Regions from separate parts of the Homo sapiens genome. Here region 1 is linked to region 2. Evidence: chromatin loops called from intact Hi-C (ENCODE). Cell type or tissue: heart right ventricle. All regions are shown on one strand. Each heading gives the region's core, and the rest is flanking DNA. Links, peaks and the distances in the headings are about the cores only.

Region 1 (10,622 bases), core at 2,456-6,455, 290 kb after region 2:
ACCCATCTGACAAGGGATTAATAACCAGAATACGTGGTGCTCAAACTACTGTATAGGAAAAAAATCTAATAATCTGATACAAAAATGGGCAAAAGATTTGAATAGACATTTTTCAAAAGAAGACATACAAATGGCAAACAGGCATATGAAAACGTGCTCAACATCATTGATCATCAGATAAATGCAAATCAAAACTACAATGAGATATCATCTCACCCCAGTTAAAATGGCTTATAACCAAAAGACAGGCTAGTGAGGATATGGAGAAAAGGGAACCCTCACTGTTAGTGGGAATGTAAATTAATACAACCACAGTTTGAAGTTTCTTCAAAAAACTAGAAATTGAGCTGCCATGTGATCCAGACATCCCATCCCTGGTATATACCCCAAAGAAAGGAAATCAGTAAACCAAAAAGATATTGGCACACCTATGTTTGTTGCAGCACTATTTATATAATACCTGATTTGGAAGCAACCTGTGTCCATCAATAGATAAATGGATAAAGTATTGTGGTATATACACAATGGAGTACTATTCAGCCATAAAATAGAATGAGATCCTGTCATTTGCAACAACATGGAAGGAACTGGATATCATTATGTTAACCAAAATAAGCCAGGCACAGAAACACAAACATCGCATATTCTCACTTATTTGTGGGATCTAAAAATAAAAGCAATTGACCTCATAGACATAGAGAGTAGAAGGATGATTACTAGAGACTGGGAAGGTAGTGAGGGGCAGGGGAGAAGTGGGAATAGCTCGTGGGTACAAAAAGATAGTTAAAAAGAATGAATAAGACCTATTTCATAGCACAACAGGGTAACTATAGTCATATATATAAGTATATTATTATTATTATTTTTTGGACAGAATCTCACTCTGTCGCCCAGGCTGGAGTACAGTGGCACAACCTCCGCTCACTGCAACCTCCACCTCCTAAGTTCAAGTGATTCTCATGCTTCAGCTTCCCTGGCAGCAGGGATTACAGGCGTCCACCACTAACTTTTGTATTTTGTATTTTTAGTAGACATGGGGTTTCACCACGTTGGCCAGGCTGGTCTCAAACTCCTGACCTCAGGTGATCCACCTGCCTGGGCCTCCCAAAGTACTGGGATTAAAGGCGTGAGCCACCATGCTCGGCCAGTCAATAGTAATTTAATTGTACATTTGAAAATAATTTAGAGTGTGTAATTGGATTGTTTATAACTCAAAGGATAAATGCTTTAGAGGAATGAAACCCGTTCTCCATGGTCTGCTTATTTCACATTGCATGCCTGTTTAAAAACATCTCATGTACCCCATAAATATATACACCTAACATGTATCCACAAAAATTTAAAATGAAATGATCCAGTTAGTATGTATATGGAAGGACAGACAAATTTTTAATATGTAAAGGTACATATTAGCAGTTCATTGAGCCAAGGAAAGGGTTAGGTACTGATTAAGTAGGGTGCACTTGACATTTAAGAACCACTGATGAGCTTGGAAACCTGTTGTCCAAATGCCATGATTACATTAGGGGGAAAGAGCTCAGATGATGCTGACATTGATTTTTCCGTAACTTTTTGCATTATATTGTCCATACTTGCAGACTTCAAATAAAAACTGTATATATAAAAGAAAAGAAAACATTATCCCATGACCCAAGGGTATCTGCATGGTTTAGCTTACAGAGCCACCTATGTAGCTATGAATGCCTCAAATAACAAGACAGCTCTACAGACATTCAGTACATTCCATACACTAGGATAACTTTCTATTAAATACATTCCATAGAAAACAGAGAACAGTTCAAACATACTGGTAACCCTTTGTGTTCAAATTACTGTCTGTGAAGATTGGTGGTCTAATTTAATGAGCTCAAAACACATAAAAACCATGAATAAAAATATAATTTCTATGCAAGTAGATTGACTTCATTTATACTTTCCAATTTCTGAGGTTATCACAGCTATTGGTTAATAAGAGATTTAGGAAGGAAAACATCCTGAAAGATACTTGAAAAGCTAGAATAATCTTCAGGTCACAGATGCTATAAAATATTGGAAGATACCCCACATTCTGCTCAGAGTAATTTCTCATACCACAGCTATCCCATGGTTATTCTGGCAGGTATAAATGCTCCATAATTGCATAAAGGGCACTGGGGATTTGGATTGGTAACTTGGTGTACAGCCGAAGTGACTAAGGTGGCTTTTCATGAAGTTGTATTTGTAGAGCAAGAACACATTTGGTTTATTAGAAGGATAATTTCAGGTAAGATTCTTCTACCGTTGCATAGTCACTCTTTGGAGCTGCCATTGTATGGGAATCAGAGGAATTATTTTATATCTTAAAACAGTGTTTCTAGTTACCCAGACTCTAGAGTATCTTCCTTTAATTTTACTTCCATTTTCACCTACTCTTCCAATTTTAACGTGTTAAGACAGTGACAGTACCGAGACTCGGAGTTCCCAAATGCTGCCCAAAATAAGTACAGAATGTAGATTAGGAAGTGAGAACTATGTTGGAGGATGGACAAAGGGAAGATGGATGGACAAGAATGGAGAGACCAGGAGTAGGCAACATGATTTTTTAGGTTTCCCATACAATTCTTATGGTGGTACTTTATTTTTTAAGGTGTTTTCACCAAACAGGAAGAAGATATTAAAAGAAATTATTTCAGCTGGAGAGTGGACTTTGATCAAGAAAATAGTGGGCCTGGGGAAAAACATGTTAAGTTTGTTAGTTTGTTGGGATAACTATTTTTTTATTTTTTAAGAGAAATTGATTAGCAACTTTTAGATTTTTTTGAAAATGCTGTTTAAGGTCACCGTCCTAAAGGTCAGGTTTTGCTGGGACAAACAATTACATCTTAAGTGGCCATGAGTCTTTCTAAGCCAAACAGGTAACAAACTGGCAATTTTGTAGAACACTGCCTCCTATTGTGTGTAGAGATAGGGCTAAGATATAGACTTATTCCTTTTCCAACGATGTTACACAAGGTGAGCCTTGTCATTATTATACTCATATGGAAGGTTGAGGTAGAAATTAGAAGCAGATAATAAATATTGACCCACTAAATCTCTTCTTAGGAGACAATGAAACATTTTAAGATATTTAAGAATGATGAATTAACTTATAGTTGATAGAATATTTATTATGCCATGGTCCACTTGGATGAGCTTGCCTGACACTTGAATCTGTTTGTCCTTCAACACAAGACTGGTCAGTGGATCCTAATGTCCTTAACATTGAAAGTTCCCAGGAACTTTGAACTCTGTTTGCTCACAGCGCCAGTCTTCATTGTCTCTTCTTCCCTGTCTTGTTCTCCCTGCTGCCACCCCTGTGGCATCCTGGGATCACCTCCCAAGCCAATTATCTGCGTTCAGTTGTCTGTCTCGGGTGTCCTTTTCAATGCCTCCCAATTTAGTCACACAGTCTTTACTTCCCTTCTACAGCCTGTAAGTGTCTTGGCTTTCTGAGAAATTACCTGATGAAGAACCAATACATTAATCCAGGTTTTCCTTGCACTTTGTGTATTCTGTGTTGCTACTTGGTTTTCCCACTGGCTTCCTGACTACCCAAGTTCAATCTTTGTGTTGGCAGCTCAGTTTTTGTTTTACCAGTTCAAGCCAAAACTAATATTGGACCATACATAAGGTTCTGAGAAAATGCTTTGTTATGAATAAAGATGTATAATTAACTGAATATCTCTCTGGATTTAAAGGATCCCTGTTTTTACAACCTAGCAGTACCTTAACAAGCCACCAGGCACAACCAGCCCTTGATTCACTTGCAATTTAGTAAGTTCTTGTTTCACACCTCTCTCTCACTTTCTCTACAATTACTTCCTTCGTTTTGGATTATTGGTTAATTAATCTTTGGCATGGCCCACTCCTTTGCTACCTACAACTGGAAATTTACACCTAGGGCAGTTAATGGCACTGATGCTGATGGACCAGACTATTGTCATCTTCCTAGAGAATACCACTAAGTTGATTGTCTCAGCATCCTGGAGAGTTAAGGAATTCATTGGTGAAATGTGTGCCACCCAACAGAAATATACATATATACATACACATATGTGTATGTATATATGTATATATACATGTATGTATATACATGTATGTATATGTATGATACATGTATGTATATACATGTGTGTACATATACATGCATGTTATATATACATATGTATATACACATGTGTGCATATGTGTATATATACACACATATTTACATATATATGTACATATGTGTATATATACACACATATATACATATATATGTACACACACTATATATAGTAGAGAACACATATATACATAGTGTGTATTTGTGTGTGATACAATATACATAACATAAAACTTAACATCGTAACTATTTTTCAGTGTACAGCTTAGTGGCATTAAGTACATTTACATTGTTGTGCATCCATCATTTCTGTCTGTCTCCAGAAATTTTTCATCTTCCCAAAGTGATACTCTGTACTCATTAAACAAGGATTCCTCATTTTCCCTCCTTCCAGCCCCTAGTAGCCACTATTTTACTTCTACCTCTATGAATTTGACTGATCTGGGTGCCTCACATAAGTGGAATCATACACTATTTGTTCTTCTGTGTCTGGCTTATTTCACTCGCTGTAATGTTTTCAAGTTTCCTCCAGGTTGTAACATGTGTTAGAATTTCCTTTTCGGGGCTGAATAATATTATATTGTATGTGTACACCACATTTTATTTATCCATTAATCCATTGATGGACACTTGGGTTGCTTCTGTCTCTTTGCTATTGTGAATAAATCTGCTATGAATACAGATATACACACATTAGTTTAAATACTTCCTTTCAATTTTTTGAATATAACCATAAGTGGGATTGCTGAATCATGTTGCAATTCTATGTTTAATTTCTTAACCAGCCTACCATTTTCCATAATGGCTGCACCATTTTACATTCCCACCAGCAGTGCACAAGAGTTCTAATTTCTCAACATCCTTGCCAATACTATTTTTTTTCTTTTACTTTTTCCATTATTAGCCCTTCTAAAGGGTCTGGAGTATCTCATTGTGGTTTTGATTTGTATTTCCCTAATGATAAATGATGTCAAGCATTTTTCATGTGTTTATTGGTCATTTGTATATATTCATTGGAGAAATGGCCTATTCCAGTCCTTTGCCCATTTTTTGAATTGGGCTGTTACTTTTTGTTGTTGAGATGTAGGAGTTTTTTATATATTCTGGATATTAATCTCATCAGGTCTATGGTTTGAAAATACTTTCTCTCCAGTGTTAGTTGCCTTTTTACTCTGCTGATAGTGTCATTTGGTGCACAATGTTTTCAGTTTTGATGAAGTTTAATTTTATCTATTTTTTGTTGTTGTTGCCTGTGCTTTTGATGTTATATCCAAGAAATAATTGCCAAGCTCAACGTCATGATCCTTTTCGCCTGTTTTCTAATAAGAGTTTTATACTTTTGTCTGGGCATGGTGGCTCACTCCTGTAATCCCAGCACTTTGGGAGGCTGAGACAGACGGATTGCTTGGGGCCAGGAGTTCAAAACCAGCCTGGCCAACATGGTGAAACCTTGTCTCTACTAAAAGTACAAAAAATTAGCCGGGCATGATGGCAGGCACCTGTAGTCCCAGCTACTCAGGAGGCTGAGGCAGAAGAATCGCTTGAATCCAGAAGGCGGAGGTTGCAGTGAGCCGAGATCGTGCCACTTCACTACAGTCTGGGCAACAAGAGTGATACTCCATCTCAAAAAAAAAAAAAAAAAAAAAAAGACTTTATACTTTGAACTCTTATGTTATGGATGTTCGTATATGTTGTAAGAGTCCAGCTTCATTCTTCTGCCTGTACATATCCAGTTTTCCAAGCATAATTTGGTGAAAGAACTGTCGTTTTCCCACTGAATGATCTTGCACGCTTGTCAAAAATCATTTGGCCATGTATGCAAGGGTTTATTTCTGGACTCTTTCAACTTATTTGATTGGTCTATATGTCTTTATGCCAGAACCACACTGATTACTGACTTTGTAGAAAGTTTGGATATCAGGAAATGTGAATCCTCTGATTTTGTTTCTTCTTTCACGATATTTTTGCTGCTTATGGTCCCTTGAGATTTCATGGGAATTTTAGGATAGATTTTTCTTTTGCAAAAAAAAAAAAATCATTGGGATTGCATTGGATCTGTAGATCACTTTGGGTAGTATTGGTGTCTTAAGAATATTAAATTTCATAATCTGTGAACATAGATTATCTTTTCATTTATTTATGTTTCCTTTAATTTTTTTCAGCAGTCATAGTTTTCAGTGTACAAGTCATTTGATTTCTTAGTTAATTAGTAAGTATTTGATTCTTTTTAATGCTATTTTTTTTTTTTTTTTTTTTGAGCAACAAGGCTGTTTATCTCACCTGGGTGCAGACGGGCTGAGTCCGAAAAAGGAGTCTGCAAAGGGTGGTGGGATTATCATGACTTCTTATAGGTTTGGGATAGGTGTACAAGGTACATTCTTAAGGGCGGGAGGAGAATATTACAAAGTACCTTCTTAAGGGCAGGGAGAATTTTTTAATGCTATTATAAGTGAAATTGCTTTTTAATCCCTTATTTGGAGTCTTTATTGTTACTATATAGAGATGTAACTGATTTTGTATAGAGATGTAACTAATGTATTCATATTGCATCCTGCAACTCTGCTGAATTTGTCTATCAGTTCTAATAGTTTTTTTGTGTGGAATTTTTAGTTTAGTTTTTTTTATGTAGATTTAAATAGTTCTTATTTAACTAGGATGCCTGTGATGGATCTGTTGATATTAGAATATAGTGACTCAACATTGCCCTAGAGTTTCTAGAGTAACGTGCAGGAGTTTCTAGAGTAACATGCATAAATTTCTAGTTTCCCACATTTTTTGATGAAGCTGCAGGATATTCATGGGGGCAGGTAGGGAAGCATCTCAATATTTAGGTTTCTGTTTATAACCAGTATAGCAGATATTTTCCCTACACCTCTTTGATCACATTGACTTTTCTATGCATGCCAGCCTGATTTCCAATGGCCAGGACCTGCTTTATTCTCAGAATGCTGTCCTTGTGCCATCAAGAACAAATTTTCCTACATGACCAGAAGGTAGGAATTATAGTAGTACCCGCTTATCCATGGTTTCACTTTCCTTGGTTTCAGTTACGCATGGTTAATTATAGTTTGAAAATATTAAATACAAAATTCCAGAAATAATTCACAAGTTTTAAATTGTATGCTGTTTGGTGTAGCAGTATAAAATTCCATGCCGTCTCACTCTGTTCCACCAAGGACATGAATGATCCCTTTGTTCAGCATATCCATGCTGTGTACATTACCCACCCATTAGTCATTCAGTAGCCATCACAGTTATTAGATTGACAGATCACAAGAAGAAGGGTGAGTAGAGTACAATAAGATATTTTGAGAGAGAGAGAGGGAAAGAGACTATATTTGTATAACTTTTATTATAGTATATTGTTATAATTGTTCTATTTTATTTTTATTGTTAATCTCTCACTGTGCCTAATTTATAAATTAAACCTTATTAGTATGTGTGTATAGGAAAAAATGTAGTATGTGTAGGGCTCAGTACTATCTGCAGTTTCAGGCATCCACTGGGGATCTTGGAACATATCACCTGCGCTATTCATGGGAACTAACATCTGTTTCGGTACATGCAGCCTTTAACTTTTGACAGGCAGGAGATACAAATAGCTCAGCTCTCTCACTTCTTTGCTTGAATAATTGAGACATGAGAAATGTGGCATAGCATCTCCCATAACTCCCCTATACTATTAAACTGTGGTTTTTAGCCAGTATCACAGTGGATGATTGGGCCCTTTATAGTTATTTTCACTTCCCTCGATTACCTTCCCACTTCCCTAGCACTGTCTTTCTTCTTTCCATATAAATAACATGATATCAATATTTGTCTTAGTTTTATTATCCATGGAAGCATACTCTAATAATAGCACAGTCAAGGCAAATAAACACTTAGATTACTTGTTTTAATACAGTGAATCAGCTGTCCAACAGAAACAAAGCCAGCCACTGTAAGATAGATTTTATCCAGTACTATTGCAATAGGGGAGAGACCTCAGTGTAACCTGAGCTTAATTCCTCAATCCTAAGAAGCAAAAGGCAGGAGGCCTTTTAAATGTAGAGTGTGCTAAAGGAAAAGTACTGAAAGACTTTAAGAAATGTGATTAGTCTCTCTGTTATCTGTGTCTGCAAACTGGTGCTTATTGAAGTTAAGCTCTTATCCTTCCACAGAGACAAGGACACCAGAAGCCCTATTCTTTTTGATGACTACATTTCAGAAGAATGGCTCCCTGGTTCTTGAGAAAGCCATTCCTGGGTTGTGGACTATACATATACATGTCAAAGAGACAGAGAAAGGATTTATAATTGTGTGTTTTCGAAAGTAAATTGCCTAAGAAAAGAGAGATTAGAAGCCTATCTCTAGATATTGGCTGAAACAAACAGTAAAAAAATTTTTTTTGGCAGTCTTGACCTCTCCCAGGCAGGAACTCAAGGGAGGCTCATTCCTCTTATACATATGATCTTAGGCTAGCAGAGGCCATGCTACAGTTTGGCCAACTCTTTTGGTGTGGGAGATTGGACAGAATTGTTTGTGCTGGGAGTTTTTTTGCATTTCTCACAGCACACAAGGCATCTGAAAATCTTGAGGTTTGTTACTAAATATCTAGAAATAGAGAGGTGTCAGGGTCCTAAGCCCACTTTTATAAGTCCACTTCCAACCTATAAGTGCCTTCCTAAGGCACCATGAATAGTAATTTCCTGTCAGAAAAAAATCAAGGAAAACTTTTTATTGCTTTAGAAGAAAAATCTGTCTAGGAATTAAATGGGACCAAGCCTGAAACCAGTGCTTTACCCCTGAATGAAATAGGCAATAATACCAGTAATGTTAGAGAACACTTAGTACCATCTTTTATGATCCCTACATTGAGATGACCCAATACTGAGTAAAGGCCATCAGGAATCAGTCATTGGACTTTCTAGGAATGCACATGGCATCAATGACACTGACCTAAAAGGAATCCCAACTACAGGCAACAACTTATACAAAATTCTTAGAGACAGTGTTTGTAATATTTCTCTCTCTCCTTAATTTGCCATGAAATTTCACAGCCTCTCTATCTACATCCCACATAGCAAGGTGAGCTCCCTTGGATCACGTGGCCTAGAGGACTGAGGAAGGCAGCATGACTGGGCCAAAAGCCTCATCAACTGGCTTAACTTTTTCCTTGAAAATGGAGAAATTAATTCTTTAGGGCTGAGGTCAAATTTCTAATGACTTTGATTCAGAGGACTAATTCATATTCCTTTATATACAAGTTGTTGTCTGTGAAGGACGGTGTCTAAGTAAAAGAACCAAAAATGCACTAAAGACATTATTAAAAATATAATTTTTCTATGCAACTAAATTGACCTCATTGGTTCCTTCTTATTTCTGAGATCATCACAGCTATTGCTTAATGAGAAGTTCACTGAGGAAAATGTTCTGAAGGATATTCAACAAGCTACCTTCAGGTAACGGCTGATGTGGCACACCGAAATCTACTGTACACTGAAGTTAGAATGCTTCTTCAGGCCACTGCTATTTCACTGTTATTTTAGAAAGTATAGATACTCTACAGTTGCACCAAGGATACCGAGGGTTTGGGATGGCAACTTGGTTTGCAGTAAGAGAGGATAGGTGACTTTTTAGTGGAGCAGTATTTGCAGAGAAAATGCACTTCTAGTTAAGTATCTTTGAAGGGTAGTTTTAGTTGAGCCTCCTCCACCCCATCAAAAGTCCCGCAGTCACCTCTTAGAACTATGTCTGCTTCCCAAGGAGAGAAATGATTTTACATTTTTAAATGGTGTTTCTGTCTACCAGACTAGAGAGTCTGTCTTCAATTTCCTACCTGTATGATCATCTCTTCTGTTTTATTCATTCCTTTTACATATATGGAACAGTCCTATACTGAACTATATAGAATTATGATATTTGATCTCCAATCTTCCAGCAAAAACTATACTTGTAATCTCTATAATGATCTTGTCCCAGGTATTATGTAATTTGTGTTGATTTTCAGGGAGGGGATCAAAGAAAATTTATAGCGTGTTTACGGAACTCTCCCTATGATCTCAAGTGTTCAATAAACCTGTGTAAAATCAAACACAATTTAAATCAGGATAGAGAGTGAAGCAAGAAATAGAGATAATCTTCAGACACTTCTATCTCCTTTTGTACTGGGCTTTGCTTTGTTCAAGCAGGTGTTAAAACATGGATGCAGCTTGACAGGGTGGGGACGGGGGAAATGGTCCTTTCCATTTATTAAAATGAGTCAGAGAGAGGCCATGGGGATTTCAACCTGCAATTCTCTCCTGGGTCAGGATGATCCAGTTATAAAGAAGTGTTTATTTGATGATAGATAACACCCAGAGGGTTTTATTCAACTAAATGAATGACAGAAATTGATCAACTTCACACTGCAGAGAGGCCTGAGATGTTAAAATACAAACTGCTAGGAGGAGAAATAAAGTGGGGTAAAAACTTTCTATGCCACCAATAATATGCTCTTCCAGCACTTTTAGATTTTGTC
Region 2 (10,622 bases), core at 4,465-8,464:
GGAGTGAGCCAAGATGGTGCCACTGAACTCCAGCCTGGTGACAGAGTGAGACTCCAGCTCAAAAAAAAAAAAAAAAAAAAAAAAAGAGATAATACATTCCTCTTTTATGTGAGAAGCCATTGTAGGCTAGGTGATGTATATGGAGCCCATCTTCTGCAAGGTAATAGCCCTGCCACATTCCCATCAAGATAAGGCCTCACCTATTCTCTTGGCTGCCAGGCCTATATTAGTGTTAAGTCACAGCATGACCCAGTTTGGGATGTCCTGGATCTGATAAAGGAAGAAAGGTATTATACTCCAAAAAAGTTACATGACCTAGTCAGCATGTACCAACATGTACCAGCAGCACCCAAGGTACTAGAGTTTGAGGGTTCTTGAACATAAGACTGGGTAAGGATGAGTTTACTGGCTTGGAGGCACCCTTAGAATGAAGGATTTGATGTCTTGGCAAAGACTCCAGGGCACAGTGCAAACTGACTAGTGAGGCTTCAAGAAGCAAGAGAAAAATGAAAATCTATACTGAGTGAAGTGGTAATACCAGAATTGTCATTGTAAATACTGCAGTAAGAGAATGAAAGTGTCAGGGAAGCAGGCATGCTGGAATGGAGATACTACGTGAGGCCAGAAAATCCACCAGAGGTTTATGTTCCATGAGAGGGCAAGAAGACACATACCATTTACCAAAGCCACCAGGAAGGCACTGGTTAAAGGCATACCAGCATCATTAAAACATTTCAGTGTTGGCTGTCCTTTGCAGACCAGGTCTGATGATGGTAGGGGCTACCACACAACTTAATTTATTGATAGCAATGGGGTTTTGAAGGTACAGTATTTCTATTCTAGAAATGGTATTTGGGCCCATATACTTGGTGACTTGAAAGGCTGCTTTCTTTAAATGGGGCCCAAAACAAGAAAGGCATCTGTAATATGTCCAGGTAGCAACACAAGCAGCTCTGTTGCTTGGGCTATTTGATCCAGCAAACCCTATTAGTATGAGAATAAAAATGCAGATTCCTGAGTTTATGCAGCAAGGCCATAATACCATTTGAAAGATAACTCCTGGCACCTGAATAATTCCTTGTAAAGACAGAATACTTGGTCATGGGGCACTACATGACCATGAGTTCAGAATTTCCTATGATGTATAAGGTCCTGGTGAATCACCAACTCATAAAATCAGGTGTACCCAGCAGCATCCTGTTGTAAGCTGGAAGCGGTACATCTAGGATTTAGAACAAGCAAGACCAGGGGACACAAGAAGCCTTCATGAGCAAATAGCCCAGACTCAGCACAGTTGTACCAGCCGCACTTTCCTCAGTGTAAACTTATGGTATTTAATGTATTGCATCATCCAGAAGCATCTGGCCTAGTAGAGTGTTGGAACAGTTGCTGAAGTGTTGGAGCAATACTCTGAGGATGTGGTGCCATTCTCCAGGATGCAGTACATACACATTATTAGAGGCTTCTATATGGTGCTGTGTTACCAAAAGAAAGAATGCATAGGACCAGGAGCTAAGGGATGGGAGCAAAAATTGCCCCATTTACCACCATTCCAAGTGACACATGAGGGGGCTTTTTGCTTCTTGTCCCTGAAACTCCAGGATCTGAAACATTAGAGAAGGAACTCTTGTTTTCAAAAAAGGCACACTTGCCAGGAGAAACACAAGGTCCCATTCAACTGTAAGCTATGGCTAACTTCTGAGACCTGTTTGACCCTCATATTCAGGGAGAAGCAGGTGAGAATAGCCACCATCTTGGCAGGGTAACTGAACCTGAATAACAGGAGATGGGGCTATTGTTAAACAATACGGGCAGGTAATCCACTTGGGTGCCTCTTGGTTCTCCCTTGCCCAGTTGTGTCTATAAACAGACAAGTGCAGCTAACCTCATCTGAGAAAGATACTGTGACATGGGGCCCACATGCCACATCTACTCATAGGAATGAGGGTTTGGGTCACACCAGCAGGTAAGACACAAAGACCAGCAATGTTGGTAGTTGAGGGTAAAGGGAGTTTAAAATGCACAGTGGAGGAGGAAGTAATTATCAGCTGTGGTTCTGTGTCTGACTGCAGCAATAAGGCTGTGGTTTGTCTCATTAACATCCCTTTTAGTTTCTCCTTGGGTAAAGAGGTCTACAATAACCCTGGAGGAACTTCCTCTCAAACTTGTTTGGAGAAATGGAACCATGCAACACAAGGGCTGAAAAGTGGCAGATATAGAAACGAGCCAGTTCTATTTCTCTTCAAGAAAGGGCGCACATCCCAGCTGGGGGAAATGTGGTTCTCTGAAGTGTCCAGCTGTTGACTATTTCCAGTTCACCTCAACTTTTGAGCTGAGGTCATGCTCTTCTCAATGTGGCCCCTGTGGGTGACAGAGCAAGACTGTGCCACAACGGTCTTGCCATTTCTACCCAACGCATGATGCCAGAGCTCCCACGAGGCTGGCAGATACTTTGACAGATATCATTGTCTGACCCCTCTGCTAGACCAGTTCCACTTTTGCTCTTTTCTTTTCACATGTGTTGTTCCCCAATAACACATTTTTTCACCACTGTCTCCATACCATCTTCCCAGTGGAGCCAACTTCTTTTGATTTGGAATTTAAGAAGATGGATTAAAATGTATTTTTATAATTGATCTATTTCAAAAGGAGGAGGCGTATTAAGCAAATTAATTGTTAAAAAGGGAATGTTTAATGACAATAAAGGACAGTATATTCCTGATACCACTAGACTGCTACATTTGCATGTACACTTTTTATCCCTGGGTTACTTATAGTTTACATTTTACATTCACTTATGAGAGTGTTTAATGTTCCAAAAGTAATGGGAAAGGACTTAAAATATAATCCTTCAATGAAACAAAATTTTATTTCTCAAAATATGTCATGTAAGTCGATTTTACAATACAAAGATGACATTTCTGTGAAATCCCAGAATTAGATGGAAAATGAAGACTTTGATGACTTCCTCTCCAGTAACTAAATGCATTCCTGCTTCTAGGCCTTTGCTCATATTTTTTCCTTCTTTCTTTCCTTGGCTGCCCACTCAGAAACTCCACGGCAGGAAAATCACTGGAACCTGGGAGGCGGAGGTTGCGGTGAGCCGAGATTGCGCCATTGCACTCCAGCCTGGGCAACAAGAGTGAAACTCCGTCTTTAAAAAAAAAAAAAAATACAACCCCCCCCCCCCCCCCCCCCCCCCGCCAAAAAAAAACAAAAAAGAAACAGTGTTGTCAAGAAGCTTTCTCTGACTGTTCTGGGGGATTAAATGTTTCACTCCTTCATTCTTAGACAACACTTTGACCTGCTGCACGTATCTGGCATTTGCTTAGGAAAATGCTTTATTAGTTAATTAAGATTATCCCTTGTCTGTCCAAGTAAATTTGAAGTGCTTTAAGACAGGTCTATGGTTCATTCATATGTTTGTTTGCCACTTTGTCTCTGGTCAGGGTCTGGGAAACAGAAAACACTCACAGATGTGGTTTACTTTTTCTTGTTTGGGACATCTATTTATTTGCCGATAACATAGGACAAGGAGTGCGTTTTATCTTTCAAAGGAAAGACTTTACTCAATTATTGTGTTTCACTGTTTGCAGTTCAAGATCTATCTATATAAGTATGCAGATAATATACCCTCAGCTGGTTCACTTTACCTCTCTGGCCTTATATTTCTCATTTGTAAATTTAGGAAACTAGATTTTATAGTCAAAATCAGCTAGCATTTACTGAATACTTATTATGACTGAGCTATTTGGTTAAATAATTTTATTCAATTCTCATTTTTTCTAGAAGAGAATTCATTGGTTTACATAATTTTAGTTGGAAGTGGACTGAGGGAAAATGGCAGATAGGAGGCAGGACTAACTTGCAGCTCCCACTTGGATGGACAGAACAACATATGGAGACTCACATAATGAACTTTTGCTCCAAGAACTACCACAGAAATATGCCAGGAAAGCCGAGAGAATCCACAGACCCTTTGAAGGAGGTGGATTGCTGCTGCAGGCTCCGTGGGACAGCTGAGGAACTGTGAGTCAGCTTGCTTTCTCAGCTGGGAGGCTTGTAGCCTAGGGCATGTTCTCAGCTCTGCTCACAGGCTGCCTGGAAATAAACTTGGTGCTACTGGGTGGGCATGGTGGGAGTGAGACTGGCCTTTCAGGCTGTGGGCTACGTGGGAGGTAGGTGAGGCCTGTGACTGCTGGCTTTCTCCCACTTCCCTGGTGACCTGTGTGTTGCAGCAGAGGCAGTCATAATCCCCAGGGAACAGAACTCCATTGGCCTGAAAACCACACTCCCATCCCCCACAGCAGCCACAGCAAGCCCTGCCCAAGAAGAGTCTGAGCTCAGACACACCTAACCCTGCCCCACCTGTTAGTCTTTCTCTACCTGCCCTGGTAGCCAAACACAAGGGACATAATCTCCTGGGAGCTATATGGCCCACCTACTGCCTGACCCTAGGGCAAGCTTGTATCTCCCTGTACAACCACAGCTGATGTGCTCTTGAAAGCACCACTTCCTGGCTGGAGGCCAACCAACACAAAACCAGCATAACTTAACAAAAATACAACCACAGACCCTCATAGAGTCCACTTCAGTCCCCTGCTACCTCCACTGGAGCAGGTGCTGGTATCCACGGCTGAGGGACCTGAAGACAGATCACATCACAGGACTCTTTGTAGACATTCCCCAGTACCAGCCTGGAGCCCAGTAGCTCCACTTGGTGGCTAGATCCAGAAGATAAATAACAATCACTGCAGTTTGGCTCTCAGATAGCCCCATCCCTAGAAGAAAGGGGGAGAGCAACCACATCAAGGGAACACCTTGTGGGACAAAAGAATCTAAACAGCAGCCCTTGAGTCTACCCAAATGAGAAGGAACAAGAAAAATAATTCTGATAACATGGCAAAACAAAGTTCTTTAGCACTCCCAAAAGATCACACTAGCTAACCAGCAATGGATACAAACCCAGACAAAAATCTCTGGATTGCCAGAGAAAGAATTCAGAAAGTCGGCTATTAAGCTGATCAAGGAGCCATCAGAGAAAGGTGAAGTCCAACTTAAAGAAATCAAAAAAATAATACTGGATATGAATGGAGAACTTGTCAGTAAAATAGATAGCATAAATATAAAACAATCACAACTTCTGGAAATGAAGGACACAATTACAGAATTGGAAAATTCACTGGAAATTCTCAGCAATAGAATCAAACAAGTAGAAGAAAGAACTTCATAGCTTGAAGATGAGGCTTTTGAATTAACCCAATCCCACAAAGACAAAAAAGAAAGAATAATAATAATAAAAAAGAACAAAGCCTCCAAGAACTTTGGAATTACGTTAAACAATCAAACCTGAGAATAATTGGTGTTCCTGAGGGAGAAGAGAAATCTAAAATTTAGAAAACATATTTGAGGGAATAATCGAGGAAAACTTCCCCAGCCTTGCTAGAGATCTGTAAATCTGTATTAGTCCATTCTCATGCTGCTATAAAGAACTGCTCGACACTGGGTAATTTATAAGGAAAAGAGGTTTAATGGATTCACAGTTCCATAGGGCTGGAGAGGCCTCAGGGAACTTACAATCATGATGGAAGGGGAAGCAAGCATATCCTTCTTCACATGGTGGCAGGAAGGAGAAGTATGAGAGCCAAGTGAAGGGGGAAGACCCTTATAAAACCATCAGATCTCATAAGAACTTACTATCATGAGAATAGCTTGGGGGAAACTGCCCCCATGCTTCAATTACCTTCCAACAGATCCCTCCCATGACATGGGGATTATGGGAACTACAATTCAAAATGAGATATGGGTGAGAACATAGCCAAACTATATCATTTTGCCCCTGGCCTCTCCAAAATCTCATGTCCTCACATTTTAAAACACAATCATGCCTTTCCAGTAGTCCCCCAACATCTTAGCTCATTCCAGCATTAACCCAAAAGTCCAAGTCCAAAGTCTCATCTGAGACAAGGCAAGTCCCTTCCACCTATGAGCCTGTAAAATCAAAAGCAAGTTAGTTACTTCCTAGATACAATGGGGACACAGGCGTTGGGTAAATACACCCATTTCAAATGGGAGAAGTTGGCCAAAACTAAAGGGCTACAGGCCCCATGCAAATCCAAAATTCAATAGAGCAGTCATTAAACCCAAAATGATCTTTGAATCCATGCCTCATATCTAGGTCATGCTGATGCAAGAGGTGGGCTCCCACAGCCTTGGGCAGCTCTGTCTCAGTGGCTTTGCAGGATACGGCCCTTCTCAGCTACTTTCACAGGCTGGCCTAGAGTGCCTGTGGCTTTTCCAGATGCATAGTGCGAGCTTTTGGTGGATCTACCATTCTGGGGTCTGGAGGATGGTGGCCCTCTTCTCACAGCTCCACTAGGCAGTGCCCCAGTGGGGACTCTGTGTGGGGTCTCCAACTCTATATTTCTCTTCCACACTGCCCTAGCAGTGGCTCTCTACTAGGACTCTGCTCCTGTGACAAACTTCTGCCTGGACATCCAGGTGTTTGCATACATCCTCTGAAATCTAGGTGGATGTTCCCATACCTCAATTCTTGACTTTTGTGCACTGCAGGCTCAACACCATATGGAAACTGCCAAGGCTTGGGGCTTGTACCCTCTGAAGCAATGGCCTGAGCTGTACTTTGACCCCTTTTAGCCATGGCTGGAGTGGCTGAAAACCAGGGCACCAAGTCCTGAGGCTGCACACAGCAGGGGGTCCTGGGCCTGGCCCACAAAATTATTTTTCCCTCCTAGGCCTCTGGGCCACATTCCTCCAGACCCTAGTATCATACGTCCACTGACAGCTTGCGCCATGTGGCTGAAAAAGCCACAGGCACTCAACATCTGCTGTGAAGGTCTCTGACATGCCCTGGAGACATTTTCCTCATTACTTATGCAAATTTCTGCAGCAAGCTTGAATTTCTTCCCAGAAAATGTGTTTTTCTTTTCTATTGCATCATCAGGCTGCAAATTTTCCAAACTTTTATGCTCTGCTTCCTCTTGAACGCTTTGCTACTTAGAAATTTCCTTGCCAGATACCCTAAATCATTCTCTCTCAAGTTCAAAGTTCCCCAGATCTCTAGGGCAGGTGCAAAATGCTGCCAGTCTCTTTGCATAGCAAGTCACCTTTACTCCAGTTCCCAAAAAGTTCCTCATCTCCATCTGAGATGACCTCAGCCTGGACTTCATTGTCCATATCACTATAATCATTTTGGTTAAAGCCATTCAACAAGTCTCTAGGAAGTTCCAAACTTTCCCACATCTGTCTTCTGAACCCTCCAAGTCTCTAGGAAGTTCCAAACTTTCCCATATTTTCCTATCTTATTCTGAGCACTCCAAACTGTTCCATCCTCTGCCTGTTACTCAGTTCCAAAGTCACTTGTACATTTTGAGGTATCCTTATAGCAACACCTCACTCTACCGATATCAATTTACTGTATTAGTCCATTCTCACACTGCTATAAAGAACTGTCTGAGACTGAGTAATTTATAAGGAAAAGAGGTTTAATTGACTCACAGTTCTGCAGGGCTGGGGAGGCCTCAGGAAACTTATAACAGAAAGGGAAGCAAACACATCCTTCTTTGCATGGTGGCAGGAAGGAGAAGAATGAGAACTGAACAAAGGGGGAAGACCGTTGTAAAACCACCAGATTTCATGAGAACTTACTATCACAAAAATAGCATGGGGGAAACCACCCCATACTTCAATTACCTCCCACTGGGTCCCTCCCATGACATGTGGGGATTATGGGAACTACAATTCAAGATGAGATTTGGGTGGGGACACAGCAAACCATAACAACATCCAAATGCAAGAAGCTCAAAGAACACCTGGAAAATTCATTGCAAAAAGATTATCACCTAGCCTCATAGTCATCAGGTTATCTAAACTCAAGATGAAGGAAAAAAATCTTGAGATCTGTAAGGCAAAAGCATCAGGTAACCTATAAAGGAAAACATATCAGGTTAACAGCAAATTTCTCAGCTGAAACCCTATAAGCTAGAAGGGATTGGGGTCCTATTTTTAGCCTCCTTAAACAAAACAATTATCAGCCAAAAATTTTATATCCAGTGAAACTAAGCTTCATAAATGAATGAAAGAGACAGTCTTTTTCAGACAAATGCTGAGAGAATTTGCCACTACCAAGCCAGCAGTACAGGAATTGCTAAAAGAAGCTCTAAATCTTGAACCAAATCCTTGAAATACACCAAAATAGAACCTCCTTAAAGCATAAATCTCACAGGACCTATAAAACAGCAGCACACTGAAAAAGAAAATGAACGCAACAAATAGCATGATGAATAGAATAGTACATCACATGTCAATACTAATGTTAAATGTAAATGGCCTAAATGCTCCACTTAAAAGATACAGAATGGATATGAATTCACCGACCAAGTTTCTACTGTCTTCAAGAGACTCACCTAACACATAGGACTCACATACACTTAAGGAAAGGGGTGGAAAAAGATATTCTATGCAAATAGACATGAAAAGTGAGCAGGAGTAGCTATTCTTATATCAGACAAAACAAACTTTAAAGCAACAGCAGTTAAAAAAGTCAAAGAGGGACATTATATAATGATAAAGGGACTAACTAGTCCAATAGGAAAATATCCACAATTCTAAATATATATGCACCTAACACTGAAGCTCCCAAATGTACTATTAGACCTAAGAAATGAGATAAATGATACCACAATAATAGTGGGGGACTTTAATACTCCACTGACAGCACTAACAGGTCATCAAGACAGAAAGTCAAAAAAGAAACGATGGACTTAAACAATACCCTAGAACAAATGGACTTAACAGATATTTACAGAACATTCTCCCCAACAAATGCAGAATATACATTATATTCATCAGTACATGAAACACTCTCTAAGATAGACCATATGATAGGCCACAAAACAAGTCTCAGTAAATTTAAGAAAATCAAAATTATATCAAGTACTCTGTCAGACTACAATGGAATAAAATTGGAAATCATCTTCAAAAGAACCCTCAAAACCATGCAAACACATGGAAATTAAATGACCTCCTGAATGATCATTGGGTCAACAATGAAATCAAGATGGAAATTAAAAAGTTATTTGAGCTGAATGACACAACCTATCAAAACCTCCATGATACAGCACAAATGGTGCTAAAAGGAAAGGTTATACCTTAAATGCCTACATCAAAGAGTCTGAAAGAGCACAAATATACAATCTAAAGTAACACCTTAAGGAGCTAGAGAAACAAGAACAAACCAAACTCAAACACAGCATAAGAAAATAAATAACGAAAACCAGAGCAGAACTAAATGAAATGGAAACAATCAAAGAAACAAAAAAATACAAAAGATAAATGAAACAAAACAAAATTTGCTTCTTTGAAAAAATACATAAAAGTCATAGACCATTAGTGTGGTTAACCAAGAAAAGAAGAGAGAAGATCCAAATAAGCTCAATTAGAAACAAAATGGGAGATGTTACAACCGACACCACAGAAATACAAAAGATTATTCAAGGCTACTGTGGAAACTTCTATGGGCTTAAACTAGAAAACCTAGAGGAGATGGATAAATTCCTGGAAATATACAACCCTTTTAGATTAAACCAGGAAGATATAGAAATTCTGAACAGACCAATAACAAGCAGCAAGATTGAAATGGTAATTAAAAAGTTACCAAAAAAAAAAAGTCTAGGACCAGACGAATTTACAGCTGAATACTATCAGACATTCAAAGAAGAATTGGTACCAATTCTACCGACACTATTTCAAAAGATAGAGAAGAGGGAATCCTTTCTAAGTAATTTTATGAAGCCTGTATCACCCTAATACCAAAACCAGGAAAGGACATAACATGAAAAAGAAAACTACAGACCAGTATCCCTGATGAACATGGATGCAAAAATCCTCAACAAAATACTAGCAAACTAAATCCAACAGCATATTGAAAGGATAATCCACCATGATCAGGTGGGTTTCATACCAGGGATGCAGGGATGGTTTAACATCCACAAGTCAATAAATGTGATACACCACATAAATAGAGTTAAAAATCATGTGATCATCTCAATAGAGGCAGAAAAAGCATTTGACAAAACCCAGCATCCCTTTATGATTAAAACCCTCAGCAAAACTGGCCTAGAAGGGACATACCTTTAGGTAATAAAAGCCATCTATGACAAACCCACAGCCAACATTATACTGAACAGGGAATAGTTGAAAGCATTTCTGCCTGAGAACTAGAACAAAACAAAGGTGCCCATTTTCACCACTTCAATACAGTACTGGAAGTCCTAGCCAGAGCAACCAGACAAGAGAAGGAAATAAAGGGCATCCAAATCAGTAAAGAGGAAGTCAAACTGTCACTGTTTGCTGATGACATGATCATATACCTCAAAAACCCTAAAGACTCATCCAAAAAAGTCCTAGAACTGGTAAATGAATTCAGCAAAGTTTCAGGATACAAAGTTAATGTTCATAGATCAGTAGTCCTGTTACACACCAACAGAGACCAAGCTGAGAATCAAATAAAGAACTCAACCCCTTTTAAAATAGCTGCCAAAAAAAAAAAAACCAAAAAACAGAAAACCAAACCTTAGGAATATAGCTAACCGAGGACATGA

What was found. Hi-C counts contacts between places; a loop is a spot of excess contacts. Peaks named below come from ENCODE experiments on the same cell type or tissue, not always from the same donor. Only the 100,000 strongest peaks of a DNase experiment are listed, where the experiment ranks them.
Region 1: a loop joins it to region 2, with 6 times the contacts of the local background. A loop is called at or near these places in 1 of 110 quality-filtered maps.

What each region holds. Positions count from the first base shown.
Region 1 is chr15:46,163,190-46,173,811 of GRCh38, forward strand. No RefSeq gene overlaps it. Among named protein-coding and RNA genes, the nearest start is that of SQOR, 530 kb to the left of the region's middle. In heart right ventricle, for the core only: no CTCF peak of the experiment used is centred there; no DNase peak of the experiment used is centred there.
Region 2 is chr15:45,867,147-45,877,768 of GRCh38, forward strand. All of the region lies in intron 2 of LOC105370802 (a long non-coding RNA gene), which reads left to right. LOC107984794 (a long non-coding RNA gene) reads left to right here. Exons shown (of 3, transcript XR_001751511.2): 3 at 3,790-5,304. Among named protein-coding and RNA genes, the nearest start is that of SQOR, 240 kb to the left of the region's middle. In heart right ventricle, for the core only: no CTCF peak of the experiment used is centred there; a DNase peak (open chromatin) is centred at 6,725.